2 separate regions of the Homo sapiens genome follow, and region 2 is linked to region 1. Evidence: read pairs that join two places in POLR2A ChIA-PET (ENCODE). Cell type or tissue: A673. All regions are shown on one strand.

Region 1 (8,000 bases):
TATGATCTCTTCCACTGGAGGCTGTGTCATACACATCTTTGTGTCCTCCAGAGAACCCAGCATGGTACCTTGTAGGCAGCAGTTGCTCAATAATCTTGTTAAATGCCAGGTGAAATGTACAACTGTAAGTGTGCATGTAGTATTCCCACCTTGGCTGGGTCACACCAAGCTTCTGAGATGTGGCTACACTCCTCCAAACCACTCATACAAATGTACAACATCTTTAGAAAAGCTGGGACAATTCTTACACAGACACCAAACAGGAAACACTTTTCTCCCCTCCCACTTAGGAAACACTTAAAAGGATTTTTCAATCAAGAACATGTAGGAACACAAATAAGAGGACAGGCCACAACCGGCTAGAAATACACTACTGCTCTGTGTACAATTCCTGGGCCTACAAGTCACTTTATTTTATACTCACTACTCTTATCTAAATACACAAGATCCCTTCCACATTACACACTTCTTCCTGGCTGGCATAAAACACACCTCCTCTGTAAACAAAGGCGCATTGCTTTCCCACGCCTGTCTTCACACCTGCCATCATTCTTACATTTACACCCAAGCACAGGGAGCCCACCACCCCCAACATCCTTATTCCAAGGCAACTCGCACGCTACACAATGACCAACATAAACCCATGACTACTTACACATGTGGACAGACCCTCACACTCACATAAACATAAATTGGGAGTAGGGGGAGATAGTGATGATGGAAGAAAACTAGTGGGTGGGAGAGAGAGAGAAGCACCAAAGGTTAGGAATGCATTACTTGTTTATGATGGAAAATTTCTCTAGGGCATTAGGCAGAGGAGGGGAAATGAAGGGGATGCCAGGATCTTGTTTTGCCACTACCTCCCACATCTGGAATCTGGGCCTCCAGCTGGGTCTAGTTATCCTCGCTGTCCTCCCGGCACAGAGAGACCTTTCTTTGTGGCAAGACCAGAATGGGACAAAGAGAAGACCTGAGAACCCGGACTGCTCACCATTCCCAACCAATCCCATCCCCATTCCTGCTACCCTCAGAGCCCTAGGGCTCTGCTCCTGCTCCTTCCTGCCACACAGGAAGCTAGGGAAATGTTGGGGGTGAATCATTAAGCCAATAAGGGGGTGGGGGAGTGCAGGCTGGGGAATGAGTTAAGGCCAGAAAGTGCCAGGGGCTGAGACGAGCAACTGGACTGGCTCCCACTGCCCTGATACTGGAGAAACAGGCCCTTAGCCTCCTCCATTTCCAGCTCTCCTCCTCATTTCCTTCCCATCTTCCCCCAGATCACCATGTTCCTTCATTTCCCTCGTTTGACCTTTGCCTTGATCCATCACCACTGCTAGCCTCCTTCTCAGCCCCTTGTTTTTCTTCATGACACATATCACGTTGGGGAATCATTTTATGTATTTGCTTTTTGCTGTTGTTTGTCCCGCCTACTGGAATATAATCTCCACGAGTGTACAGGGCCACATCTGACCTTTTTCTCATTAGATCTCTGTAGTATCTCCAGTACTTGGCTGTCACCTAGTAGGAACTTAATAAATATTCTTAAATCTGTCTCCTCCGAGGAGCTAAACCTCATCTGCAGAGAGGTCTGTTTATCTAGCCATGTTCCTTTAGAGGCCCCCATGTTTGCTCTTCAAAGAGGAGGTTGGGGGCACTCAGGTGTGGCTCAGGTGATCCGCCGCTGAATCAGGAACAATTGTGCAGTGACGACAGCGACAGCAAAGCCCTGGCCCGCGCCCTTTACAATCCCTGACATAGGAGTGAGTCAGGCCTGCTGCCTCACCTGGGTACTGCTGCACTGCTGACCACAGGCCCAGAACGGGGGACGGCAAGAATGGGCACTGGCGGAGGCAGAATGGGCAGGGGAAAGGGAGGCAGAGATTTGGAAATGGGAGCATCTGAGAAAGGAAAGCAGGGTGAAGGGACTGCACCAGGGTCCTGGGGGTAGGGAATGACAAAGTGAAAGCTTTTTAGCTGCACCTGGTATTCAGTAGATCCTCAATAACTACTTGGTGACTTGAGATGGGTTTGAGATAGAAAGGAAACACGGAATAGCAAAAAGAACATATTGTAATCTAGTGGTGTTAGACGAAATTGGGTTTAAGTGCCAGCTCTGCTACTTATTAACTAGGCAATATTGGGCCAGTTACTTAATGTTGCTGAAAATCTGTTTCCTCAATTGATAAATGGGCAAATTGACCTCTAGGTAACTGCAAAGGTTAAGAATATAAATTTACTCCTTCTGGGCACATAGTAGGTGCTTCTTGCATGGAGCAGGGGCATTATTATAATTATGAGAAGAGGGACTGCTTTGGAACAGGGATGGGCAGCAGTGAGCCAACCCAGGAGTAGGGAACTGGAATGAGAAAATAACCTCTAACTGCTAACATCACCAGGAGATACAAGTTCTTTCTCTTTTTACTCTGCCCTCCCTCCCTCTCCATATCAGGCAGGTTTTGTGGCTCTTTATTTTCCAGAGAAGCAAAGACTTCTGCATTCCTAGTTCCTGTTCAACTAATGTGAGTGATTTTATTTTTTTATGTATGTATTTATTTATTTTTTGAGACAAGATCTCACTCTCTCACCCAGGCTGGAGTGCAGTGGCATAAACATGGCTCACTGCAACCTCAACCTCCTGGGCTCAAGTGATCCTCCCACCTCAGCCTCTTGAGTAGCTGGGACTCCAGGAACGTGCCACCATGCCCAGCTAATTTTTATTTATTTTGGTAGAGACAGGGTCTTGCCATGTTGCCCAGGCAGGTCTCAAAATTCTGGGCTCAAGCGATCCTCCCGCCTCAACCTCCCAAAGTGTTGGGATTACAGGCGTGAGCCACAAAGTCTGGCCTTTATTTATTTAAAAAATTTAGTTTGGCTGGGCGTGGTGGCTCACGCCCATAATCCCAGCACTTTGGGAGGTTGAGGTGGGTGGATCACGAGGTCAGGAGTTCGAGACCAGCCTGGCCAACATGGCAAAACCCCGTCTCTACCAAAAATACAAAAATTAGCTGGGCGTGGTGGCGTGTGCCTGTAATCCCAGCTACTCGGGAGGCTGAAGCAGGAGAATTGCCTGAACCAGGGAGGCAGAGGTTGCAGTGAGCTGAGATTGCACCACTGCACTCCAGCCTGGGCGACGAGAGTGAAACTCCGTCTTAAAAAAAAAGAAAGTCTTACTCTGTCGTCCAGGCTGGAGTGCAGTGGCACAATCTCGGCTCACTGCAACCTCTGCCTCCCGGGTTCAGGCGATTCTCCTGCTTCAGCCTCCCGAGTAGCGCATGCCACCATGCCCGGCTAATTTTTGTATTTTTGGTAGAGATAAGGTTTCACCATGTTGGCCAGGCTGGTCTGGAAAACTCCTGACCTCACGTGATCCGCCCCCTCGGCCTCCCAAAGTGCTGGGATTACGGGCGTGAGCCACCACACCCAGCAAAAAAAAAAATTTGTTTTTACTCACCACTATACTGACAAGGAACAGGTGATTTTAAACATCCCCTCCCACCTACATTTTAGCTGGAACAATTCTCCAGAGGCATGGGGGTAGAGTGGGGTGGTGAGTTCTAGGCAGCAAGTTAACAAATGACCCCTAAAGATATTCATCTAGGCTCTAGGAGGCCCAAAATCAGGCCCTGGCAGTTCCCCTGACGCAAAACCATGGCAAGAGTTCCGGGAGCACCAAGGCAAGGTCACAAAAGTGGCACGATGACCCTACCCTGGGATGCAGCTCAGCCTGACCCAGCCCAACTCAACCCAGCTACCCTGGAGGCTGCTATGAGCTGAGCCGGGAGCTGGGAAAGGGCCCAGCATTCCTGTCCTTCTGCCAAAGCCGGCTTCTTAGGACCCCAGTGTTGTGGCTCCTCCTTTGGTCTTGGTTTCTTTCCCACCAGATTATAACTCCACCAGAGTAGGACTTTATCTATCTTGTGTACTGCTCTATTTTCAGTGCCTAGAACTGTGCCTGTCAATCAATACAGGCTGCTGAAAAGGCTAGAAATACAGGATCGTTGATGTCATTACTGTTACAGTGCTGTTCCCGTGGGAAGCAGCCTGCATCTCTCTGTAGACAGCTCCAATGTCAGCCATTGGAGAATTTGATGGAGATTGAAGTCAAAACATAATCATAGGGGAAAAATGCACAACAAATAAAATATTTCCCCTTTTGTCCAGACTTTTCAGACACCCCGTATTTACTGGATGAGTTGATCTACAAAGTGAAAGGCATAAATTAAAGGCTCTCTAATGTTTCTCCTCCTCTGAAACCCCATGATTCAGCAGCGTCTCCCATGTGTGCTCAAAAGTTGGACGTGCCTCCAGCCTACCCTCCAAAGCAGTTGCCATAGGCTCTTTTCTTCCAAGGTTGGGAGGGACAGTTCATTCCCCAAGAGGCCTCTCCAGGGGCGGAGGCGGGTGCTGGGGCTGGCCTGTCTGCAGCTCCCTGGCCCTACCCAGTGGGGATCGCGTGTCAGTACTGGGGTTTGGTGGGCTGCCAAGGGGTGAGCCCTGAGGCGGTTTTCTGGGAAGGATAGATGCCATGTGTGACTCAGAACCAAGTTAGGGAAAAAACAAGCTCACTCAATCTCTAGCACCCTCTGCCTGGCCTGGCTTTGCCCATGAGCTCATAAAAGAGGAAGCTGGGCCGGCCAGACAGTAGCTCTGCTTTCCCTCATGTTTTCTCTCCACGTCTCACGGATTCCCTAGAGTGTCTGGGCCTCAGGCCACCGTCATCCTAGCTCCTGGGCCCTGGCTCTTTTATGACACTTTCCCTTCCCAGACACTTGGTCATTTCTTTCCCCAGGTTGGGAATCCCACCTACCATAGAAGGGGAATTGCACACAAGGGGAGGTTGCAAATCTCTGTGTTCCTTGGCCCTGCTGAGGCCTCCACTGTCAGCCATGACCATTTGGGTTTGTGCGTGTGACTGCTGTGTCTCTGACACAGACCAAGTGGTGCTGACCCTGGGAGCCTGAATTAATAGATTTCTTGAGAGCTGAGATTCTCTGGTTCAGGAAAGAAAAAGGGGGTACCAAATGACTGGGCAGCCGAGCCACCCTCAGGGCTGCAATATTCCAGTTGGGACCAACTTACCTAGTACTTTTGGCATTCAGAACAGTTCACTACCAAAAAGGCACATTTTATTTTAGTGAAAATGGGACAATCATGGGCCATAAAGAACCTTCCTAACTATTGTTCCTCCGGTTCACCTCCTATACCCCCCAGGGCTTTCTTGTTCAAAGACAGACTTGACCATGTCCATGCCTGCTTCAGTAAGTTCAGTGGCTCCAAACTCTCTGAGTTCCCAACCCAAATCCAGGCACCTTGCAGGCTTTCTCTTTCAACACCCCCATTGCTTCTTGATGTTGTGCATCTCTAATTTTGTCCTTTTTCTCACACATGCCAAACTCTTACCCATTGGACCCTATAACCGTTCTATTTCTTTTCCTTTTTCCTCCCTATTCTCCTGGGAAAAAACCACTCCTGAACCTGCCATCCAGAATTAGTTCATCTACATTGTATACAAATCTCTCAAAGCATCACACACACGATATTATAGTCATTTGTCTATCTTTTTGATTGCCAGGAGAGGCACGTGCCATTGAGATGCAGCCGTCTTAATACTGGTAACCTCTTGACAAGGCCTAAAATTATTATTAAATTGTCACCATTAAAAAAAAAATCAGTGGCCAGGCACGGTGTCTCATTCCTGTAATCCCAGCACTTTGGGAGGCCGAGGTGGGCAAATCACCTGAGGTCAGGAGTTCGAGACCAGCCTGGCCAACATGGTGAAACCCCGTCTCTACTAAAAATACAAAAATTAGCCTGGCGTGGTGGCAGGCGCCTGTAATCCCAGCTACTTGGAAGGCTAAGGCAGGAGAATCGCTTGAACCCGGGAGGCAGAGGTTGCAGTGAGCCGAGATCACGCTATCGCACTCCAGCCTGGGGGACAAGAGCAAGACTTCTCAAAAAAAAAAAAAATCAGTAAGAAATGTATAAACCAGATATTCTCAACCTATCCCTGTGGGTTGAACTCATCCTATCTCTGACCCTGAGCCTTTCACATAAAATTTGGTAGTATTTGGTGATACTGCATTTTGTTTTAAAAAGTCAGGTAGATTGAAGTATAATTTAAATACAGTAAAATTCATCCTTCTTAGGAGTAGTTTTTGATGAGTTTTGATAAATGCATATAGTTTGTGTAAAGGCCTCCACCATGATGATATAGAGTTTTCCATCACCCCCAAAAGTTCCCTGCATCCCTTTGTAGTCAGTCCTGTCCCCATCCCCTATAGCAACCACTGATCAGACTTCTAACCTTACAGTTTTGCCTGTTCTAGAATGTCATATAGATGAAACTACAGGCTGGGCAAGGTGGCTCATGCCTGTAATCCCAGCACTTTGGGAGGCCGAGGCGGGAGGATCATCTGAGGTCAGGAGTTCAAGACCAGCCTGACCAACATGGTGAAACCCCGTCTCTACTAAAAATTAGCCAGGTGTGGTGGCAGGTGGCTATAATCCCAGCTACTTGGGAGGTTGAGGCAGGAGAATCACTTGACCCCAGGAGGCAGAGGTTGCAGTGAGCTGAGATCACGCCATTTCACTTCAGCCTGGGCAACAAGAGCAAAACTCCGTCTCAAAAAAAAAAAGAAAGAAAGAAAGAACGAAACTACAGTAGACACTCTTTTGTGTCCAGATTCTTTTGCTCAGTATAATATTTTTGTGATTCATCCATGTCATGGCATGATTCAGTAGTTCTTTCCTTTTGACTTCTGCATAGCATTCCATTGTATAAATATATGACAGTTGGCTTATTAATTCACCATTGATGGACATTGTGGTTTTTTTCTTATTTTTGGAAATGATGAATAAAGCTACTATGAACATTCATAGACAACTCTTTTTTAAGACATGTATTCTTATTTCTCTTGAGCAGATGTCTAGGAGTAGTATAACTAGGTGCATGTTTAGCTTAGTAAGAAATCGCTGCTGTGCCCAGTGGCTCACACCTGTGATCCCAGCACTTGCACCACGACGCCCAGCTAATTTTTGTATTTTTAGTAGAGACAGGTTTCACCATGTTGATCAGGCTGGTCTCAAACTCCTGACCTCAAGTGATCAGCCCACCTTGGTCTCCCAAAGTGCTGGGATTACAGGTGTGTGCCACCATGCCCAGCCTAAAGGCAGAAGGATTTCTTGAGCCCAGGAGTTTGAGATCAGCCTGGGCAGCATGGAGAGACCTCGTCTCTACAAAATTAAAAAATTAGCCAGGTGTTGTGGTGCGCGCCTGTGGTCCCAGCTACTCTGGGAGGCTCAGGTCGAAGGATCACTTGAATCCAGGGGTCGAGGCTGTGGTAAGTCACATTCACACCACTGCACTCCAGCCTGGGAGACAGAGCGAGACCCCATTCTAAAAAAAGAAAAAATAAGGGCTGGGCTCGGTGGCTCATGCCTGTAATCCCAGCACTTTGGGAAGCTGAGGCGGGCAGTTCATGAGGTCAGAAGATCGAGACCAGCCTGGCTAACATGGTGAAACCCCGTTTCTACTAAAAATTCAAAAATTAGCTGAGCGTGGTGGTGCGTGCCTGTAATCCCAGCTACTCAGGAGGCTGAGCCAGGAGAATCGCTTGAACCAGGGAGTCGGAGATTGCACAGTGAGCCAAGATTGCACCACTGCACTCCAGCCTGGCGAGACTCCGTCTCAAAAAAAAAAAAAAGAAAAAAAAGAATTTGCTATGCTATTTTCCAAAGTGGTTCATACTGACAGAACTGTTTTAAGGAAGCTGCATCAAAATGTTCCTCTTGTAAATTCTTGCTTAAAATATGCCAAAACTAAGTGTTTTTTTTGTTATAGAACAGGTTGCCACTCAGATTACCTCAAGGGACAGAGATGGGCTGGAATAGAGCCACCTCAGTGGCCAGTAACCTGCCCCTTGAAGAACCAGCATGTCTTCCAGAAGCCACAGTGGCTTCCAGTGCCCAGCGGCAGCCCCAGGAGCACACCCTGCCTCCCTGCC
Region 2 (8,000 bases), 450 kb after region 1:
AATTACCCTGGCATGGTGGCACACGCCTGTAATCTCAGTTACTTGGGAGGCTGAGGCAGGAGAATCACTTGAACTTGGGAGATGGAGGTTGCAGTGAGCTGAGATTGCATCACTGCACTCCAGCCTGGGGGACAAGAGCAAAACTCCGTCTCAAAAAAAAAAAAGATATTTCCCACCTTGGATTGCTGGGTCGGGGGGTGGTGGGTATTTTCATTCATAATTGTCAGATTACTTTCATAAACAATGGAAACAGTTTCAGGCTCCTCAGCTTCTCACCTCCAAAATGGGCCTTTTCCTGTATCATTAACAGTCCTCAATGTTCTGGCTAATCAACTGAGCGACTGTTTATAGATTTGCAGGCCATTTGGATTTACAATTAATCTTATTAATGAGGCTGAAATGTGAAGTTTATCTCAGCCTCAAAGAAGTAATTCAGCAAGGATCAGTGGTTTCACTTAACAGTCTGGCTCTGAGGCTGGCTGTGGCCCTGTTATCCATGGTGAGCACCATGGGAATGCAGGCAAGGGCTGTGAGAGGCTTGGAACAAGGCTCCACCCAGGAGAGATCTGGGTGGGCGTTGGTGACCAGTAGAACCTAGGTGTCCTGGGCCAGTGCCCTTGGAGACTAGTCTTCTTTACCCCAGGCATCTTCTTTATTCTGGAATGAGCCTGCCCATCCCTCAGGAAGACTGAAAGGAATTCGGTCAGAAGAATATTATTGACTTTTATCCAGACTTGATTTCAGTAGAGTTCTGGGACCTGCCATATCCTATGGGTGAGCTCTATCCAGGTCCCCTTCCCTGAATTACCTGTCCTCTCCCCACTGACTGGGATGACACCTAATTTTACAACCTGCTGTAGCATCTTTGCTCCCACTGTGACAGTAAACTCCTTGAGACTGGTGGCCATCTTGGGAAGTGATTAGATTCAGAAGAGGTTGAGAGGTTGGGGCCCCCATGATGGGATTAGTGTCCTTTTAAGAAAAAGAAGAGACTGGAGCTCCCACTCTCTTCACCACGTGAGGATATGGCAAGAAGGCAGCTGTCTGCCAGGCAGGAAGAGGGCCCTCACCAGGAACTGAATCTGCTGGTTCCCTAACCTCAGATTTCCAGGGTCCAGAATTGTGAGAAAGAAATGTCTGTTGTTAACCAATCCATCTGTGGTGTTTTGTTATGGCAGCACAAGCTGACTAAACAAGTGCCAAAACCAAACCAGTAACTCCCACTTTCTAGTCTCGGACCCAGTATTAAGGAATTCTGGTCACATAGTTTATTCATCCATTTAACAAATATTTAGTAAGTGCTTCTGTGCCAGGCATTTTTCTAGGCCTGGTGATCATTTAATCAAAAGAGACTAACACCTGCTCCCTGATGCTTACAATCTGAAAGACAATAAAGAAAAATATAGTAACAGTAGTGAATTATATGGATGTGTTCCAGCAATTGATTGCTGAGCAAAAAATAATCTTAACGCATACAAACGCCGGGCATGGTGGCTCACGCCTGTAATTCCAGCACTTTGGGAGGCTGAGGTGGGCAGATCACAAGGTCAAGAGTTCGAGACCAGCCTGGCCAGCATGATGAAACCCTGTTTCTACTAAAAATACAAAAATTAGCTGGGCGTGGTGGTAGGTGCCTGTAATCCCAGCTGCTTGGGAGGCTGAGGCAGGAGAATCGCTTGAAACCAGAACGTGGAGGTTGCAGTGAGCCAAGATTGTGCCACTGCACTCCAGCCTGGGTGACAGAGTGAGACTCCATCCCCCCCAAAATATATATATATGTATATATATATTATAAACAACCTTTATATTATCTCTCATTCTGTGGGCTGATTGGGCTCAGCTGGGCAGCTCTTCCGCTCCATACAACATGGGCTGGGCCACCATCATCTGGAGCCCAGCTGGTCCAACACATTCAAGAGGCTCCTGCACAGGGCTGCAGTTGGTGCTGGCTTGTTGGCTGGGAACTCACTGAGGCTGTGAACCAGGTGACTTGGTTTCTCCTCCACCTGCTCCTCCACGTGCCCTGGCTGCTTCTGGCTCTGCACCTGGGGTCCGGGTGTTTCAAGTGGCCAAGTCAGAACCACAAGGCATCTTATGCTGGAACCTCAGAAGTCAGGCAGCATCACGTTCCTCATGTTCTAGTCACCAAAGCAAGTCCCAGATCCAAAAAGGGGGATTAGCATCAGCTCTTGATAGAGGATGGCAAGGTCACATTGCTAAAGAGCATGTGGGATGGGAGATATTGTTGAGGCCATCTTTGGAAAAGGACTTTTATGTTTACAAAGTGATAGGTGATAAAAAGAAAAAATAGGCCAGGTGCGGTGGCTCACGCCTGTAACCCCAGCACTTCGGGAGACCGAGATGGGTGGATCACGAGGTCAAGAGATCGAGACCATCCTGGCCAATATGGTGAAACTCTGTCTCTACTTAAAAATACAAAAATTAGCTGCATGTGGTGGCGTGCACCTGTAGTCCCAGCTACCCTGGAGGCTGAGGCAGGAGAATCGCTTGAACCCAGGAGGTGAAGGTTGCAGTGAGCCAATATCGCACCACTGCCCTCCAGCCTGGTGACAGAGCAAGACTCCACCTCAAAAAAAAAGAAAAAAAGTAAAAAAAAAAAAATGCAAAGTTGACAATCAATGCAAAGTAATAGAGGTGGCATTTTAAGTAGGGTGGTCAGGGTGGGCCTCATGAAGGTGCCATTTGAGCAGACTTGAAGAGGAGAGAAACTGAGACACGCAGGTATGTGCAAAGGAAGAACCTTCCAGAATCACCCTCATGTACACCTATGCTCTGTACATACCCAGGGCTCTGCACTGAGGCAGACCCTAAAGCTGCAGTGGGAATGGAGGTGGACACACTTATGGAAAGACTTCTTCAAAGAATGTTGGGGACCCAGGTCTACCCTTCCTGCTGTGGCTCTTATACGACGTGGAGTTGGGGAGGGAAAGGCACTGGCATGTGGAGGAAGACTAGGAGAGGAGGGGAGGCCAAAGCGTGTCCCACCCTCACTCCACCTCTCTGCTCTCTGTCTCCTACATCGAGTGCCTCCTTCCCCAGGGCTTGTGGTCCCTGACAAGGAGGACCCTGAGGGCAACCACACCTTGCCATGCAGAGCACCTGGCTTCTCATCTGCCAAGCTCACTCTGACCCGGCTGCAGGAAGGGAAGGAGCCAACCCCGGACTCAAGACTCAAGGGGACCAGAACCAGGGAGATGAGACATACCAGGGCTGGGCAGCTGTGGGGGTCCTTCCAGAGAGGAGCTGAGATACGCCTACCTGGAGGGGCCCCTGGGCCTGGAGGGGCTCCTCAGTGTGACTGGGTGAAGTGTTTTCAGAGGACCAGGGTTGAGGTTGGGGGCATCTCATCCAGACCCTGCCGGCATCTGCCCCAGAACCCAAGGGCCCCTCCTTCCTCCCTCCTCAATGGAAATGCTGGAGATGTCCTCAGTCACCCTCTGAGCACTCACACATCACCCCTTATTTGGAAATTTTTCTCACTCTAACCTTCCTTCCTGCCGCACCTTCTGCCCCATCCCCAGGCTCTGGCCTCTCTCTCTCCTCTTCTACCCTTTAGCAGGTAATGACTCAGTTCCCACTGAGGAGCCAGCTGTAGGTGAGAGTTTGGGCTCTCGGTGAGGTTGGGAGAAGGAAAAGGCTTATGGGCCAGGGGGTGGGAGGGAGAATGGGCACAGCCAGAGCAGAGTGGAAGGGTTGGGGGAGGCGATAAAGACAGATGTTTCCGTATTACCATTTTTCTTTCATGGTCCGAGGGAGCTGCCCTTCCCCCAAGCCCAGGAAAGTGAAAAGAGAAGCAGGAACAGTAAAATACTCCACAGGAAAGAAAAATCTTAGTGATCCCTCCTGCTGTCTCTTTCCTTTTGCCTATTCTGGCAAATTTTGTAAGTGAAATTTGTTACCAAGATGTGAAAATCTTATAAGAAAGTCTCTAAATATTTGAGAATAAAATTATCAATGTCTCAGCTCTGCAGGCTGAAAAAACGGAGGCTTTACAAAATAAAATCATGCTTGGAAAACTTCTCCTCTGAGGGATGTCAAAGGCTGCACTGAATAAGCTCTAAGGTGGTGCTGAAATGAGTCATTTATTTGCCTGTGTAAGCTCAGGCAGGTGTTGGAATTGAGGAAGTATAGGTAATGAAAAAAGTAAACATGTCCTCGGGACATAGCGACTGGTGATGACCACACAATCAACACAATAAACTCTAGCATTCACATTGTAGTCCAGCTCATTCAAGCAAAGCTATCTCCAATAGGGAGTTTACCCTGTACAGAACACGTGCATTTCCACCTGTTCTCAGACTGACCCTTTGCTCATCACAATAGTGAAAAAAAACACAGCCCTGGGTGGAGATTTAAGATGCTAATGAGTCATGAGATGTATGAACAAGCATGTACAGCTACTGCACACGTGCACCCAGAAGACCGCCCAGAACATGCTTGCTAGTAACACCTCTTCCCACCCACCTCCTGTGAATAATCATGTAAGACTCCCATAAAGGGAGTTTCTCCAGCAGTGATCAATGCTGTCTCATCCTTAGGAGCAGCCCACCCTGAATCCTCTCAGGGTGTACAGTTTATTTTGCACTTAACTTTCAAAATAATATTTTTCCTTTGTAATAAATTGCTTTGTACTTCATCTCCTTTGCTGCGTGTTTCTTGTTTAAATTCTTTTAAATGAAGAAGTCAAGAACCAAGGTATTACAACAGCCGTCAACATTTCCGGTGCCATGACTCAGAGGTTTGTCTGCTTCGTTGGTTTCAGTTTCCCTTCACTACTGGTGAGTACTATGGCAGCCAGAGACCCCTGATTGACTATCACTGCTTTCCCCAGATCTATTAAGGTTTTGGGGGAGGACCTTTTAACTCACTCACATTCTTTGAGCAACTAATTGTGATTGCTTTCCATTTGGCTGCTGCTTTTACAGTGTTTACAATTACCTTATTTGGATGGAACGCCCTGATTATTCAGCCTTGGGACTTTTGCTGCTTCTGTTTCACTTTTTGTTTTGCTGTTCCTCCCAGGACTGCACCTGATCTGTACTTACTGGCTATTGTAACTTTTTTTTTTTTTTTTTTTTTGAGACAAGAGTCTCACTCTGTCACCCAGACTGGAGTGCAGTGGCTCTATCTCGGCTCACTGCAACCTCCACCTCCTGGGCTCAAGCGATTCTCCTGCCTCAGCCTCCCAAGTAGCTGGGATTACAGGCGTGCACCATCACGCCCGGCTAATTTTTGTATTTTCAATAGAGTCGGGGTCTCACCATACTGGCTCAGCTGGTCTCGAACTCCTGACCTTATGATCAGCCCACCTTGGCCTCCCAAAGTGCTGGGATTACAGACATGAGCCACCGCGCCCAGCACTTGTTTGTTAATCAAGTAATCTCTTCAAAGATTTTTGTTCACCTTGAGGGACACATTAGATCTACTTTTGCCAACAGTCCCCATTCCTCCAGGCTCTGTGTGTTCTGAGACTCCTCTGAGTCTCAGAGGAGTGTGTTCTGAACGTCTCCTCTGAGAACAGGAGACGTTCCAAGAGGCCATCCATGTTGAGTGCAGGATGTGTGGCCACATGGATGTGTAGTCATGGGGACTATAACCAGGCATTCCAAGCATGATGACTGGACATTAAAAATGGCAGATCAGTGAAATAAGGAAGGGCTTGTTGGTGAGACATCCAGGCTCCCCGGCTGGCAGCAGAGATCACTTCAGTTCAGCTTGGAGACGTCCAGCACCAGTGAGACCTAGAATGGTGCATGGCAAATGCCCATGACCTCCTAGGGCCTCAGTTTCATGGGGATTCAAGGGAACACCCTGGACTCCATCGTCCGGCTTAGCTCACAGGGATGCCGATGACCTCCTGGATTTTGGTACATGTTTCTGTGGTTGCAGGATTCTCTTGTTACCTAGAAAGCCACCTCCTCTACTGTCACTGAAACACCTCTAGGGTATATACTAAACATTGGAATATTTTGAAACTGTATAAATTAAAAGATAATAGGTGGGTGCGATGGCTTACACCTGTAATCTCAGCACTTTGCGAGGCCGAGGTGGGCAGATCACCTGAGGTTGGGATTTTGAGACCAGCCTGACCAACATGGAGAAACCCCATCTCTACTAAAAATACAAAATTAGCTGGGCATGGCGGCACATTCCTGTAATCCCAGCTACTCGGGAGGCTGAGGCAGGAGAATTGCTTGAACCAGGAGGCGGAGGTTGCAGTAAGCCGAGATTATGCCATTGCACTCCAGCCTGGGCAACAAGAGCAAAACTCCGTCTCAAAAAAAAATTTTTTTTAAATAAATATAATAAACAATTGCCAAAGAGTAAAACTATTGATACAATCCTCACCACTTTAAGGCTTAAGGTTTTCTTTTCCATCACTGAGTCTCTCCCTTTCCTCTCATTCTTCCACTTACAAATCTCCAAAACAATTCTCACGCACTGTGACTTTGCTCCCTTCAGCTGATTTATCAGTTCATCCTGATAGCCTGATAGGTGACAAGCAGAGGTGAGGACTTCAAAGTTCACACCAAGTAGATCTAGTTCACTGTGGCCCTCCTTGACAGGAAGTTTGTGAAGCTGGCAGGGCTTCCGTCCAGGCTGTGCACTGTCTGGGAATCCTCATTTGCAATGTCTGGAGATCTTCATTTTTCTTACTACTAACAATCATCTTGTTATGTTTGCACTTCTTTGCATTTCACCCCTTTTGAATTCTGTCCTTCCATGAAAATTTATTGTCCTTTTTGATCCATCTGTATTCACAGACTTTCATTTGCTTTCTTTTTCTCTCTAACCCGTAAGACTGATAAAAATTGTCCTAAAGTTTCTTTCTTTCTGCTTTGTGTGTCAGGGCTCCTCTGCCTTTGGTGAGAGCAGAGTTTTATCTTTACCGGAAGAAAACTTTTTTTTTTTTTTTTTTTTGAGATGAAATCTCACTCTGTCACCCAGGCTGGAGTGCAGTGGCCCGATCTCAGCTCACTGCAACCTCCACCTCCCTGGTTCGAGCAATTCCCCTGCCTCAGCCTCCCGAGTAGCTGGGACTACAGGTGTGTGCCACCACGCCTGGCTAATTTTTTTGTATTTTTAGTAGAGATGGGGTTTCACCATATTGGCCAGACTGCTCTGGAACTCCTGACCTCAGGCAATCTGCCTGCCTCAGCCTCCCAAAATGCTGTGATTACAGGTGTGAGCCACAGTGCCCAGCCCTGGAAGAAAACTAATTGCTGGGTGAAATATATTTTCTACCAAATTCCCCTTACGAGACCTAGAAAGCCTAATGAACATAGCTACTTACATGTCCTAAGCTGTTATTTTAAGGCCAAAATTAAAACATTAAGGGCACATATAAGGTTGGCCATTACTAACCTGAAAAAAAAGATAAATAAATTTCCATGATTAGGTCTTTTCAACATTGCATAGTCCCAAACAATACTGTTTTACAATTAGAGTTTTTGTTGTTGTTGCTGTTTTTAAATAAAAAGAAAGGAAGTTTGGGTGCAGTGGCTCATGCCTGTAATCCCAGCACTTTGGGAGGCCAAGGCGGGCAGATCACGAGGTCAGGAATTTGAGACCAGCCTGGCCAATATGGTGAAACCCCGTCTCTACTAAAAATACAAAAATTAGCTGGGCATGGTGGCACGTGCCTGTAGTCCCAGCTACTCGGGAGGCTGAGGCAGGAGAATCACTGGAACCTGGGAGGCAGAGGTTGCAGTGAGACAAGATTCAGCCACTGCACTCTAGCCTGGGTGACAGAGAGAGACGCCATCTCAAAAAAAAAAAAAAAAAAAAAAAAAAAAAAGAGGATGATCAGGGATTTTCCAAGGGCCCAGGGGAACCTGACATTATTCCCCCTACTAACCAGACAGCTCTATACTAAGACCAGTCCCTTAGAGACTGATACCAAATCTATTATGCTCATGTTATTCAAAAGAATTTGGGAGGCCGGGCGCAGTGGCTCACGCCTGTAATCCCAGCACTTT

Evidence for each region. Peaks named below come from ENCODE experiments on the same cell type or tissue, not always from the same donor. Only the 100,000 strongest peaks of a DNase experiment are listed, where the experiment ranks them.
Region 2: POLR2A ChIA-PET joins it to region 1 with 15 read pairs; 6 of 35 experiments call an interaction of 5 or more read pairs at or near these places.

Annotation. Positions count from the first base shown.
Region 1 is chr6:30,748,037-30,756,036 of GRCh38, forward strand. It overlaps the pseudogene RN7SL353P. Among named protein-coding and RNA genes, the nearest start is that of IER3, 7.5 kb to the left of the region's middle. In A673, no CTCF peak of the experiment used is centred here; a DNase peak (open chromatin) is centred at 4,455; H3K27ac peaks cover 371 bases.
Region 2 is chr6:31,199,312-31,207,311 of GRCh38, forward strand. HCG27 (HLA complex group 27) reads left to right here. Exons shown (of 2, transcript NR_026791.1): 2 at 3,061-4,657. Among named protein-coding and RNA genes, the nearest start is that of HCG27, 5.6 kb to the left of the region's middle. RefSeq lists enhancers at 1-195, 196-1,078, 2,646-3,186, 3,187-3,725, 3,884-4,604 and 3 more. In A673, no CTCF peak of the experiment used is centred here; DNase peaks (open chromatin) are centred at 4,480 and 4,770; H3K4me3 peaks cover 1,243 bases; H3K27ac peaks cover 2,377 bases.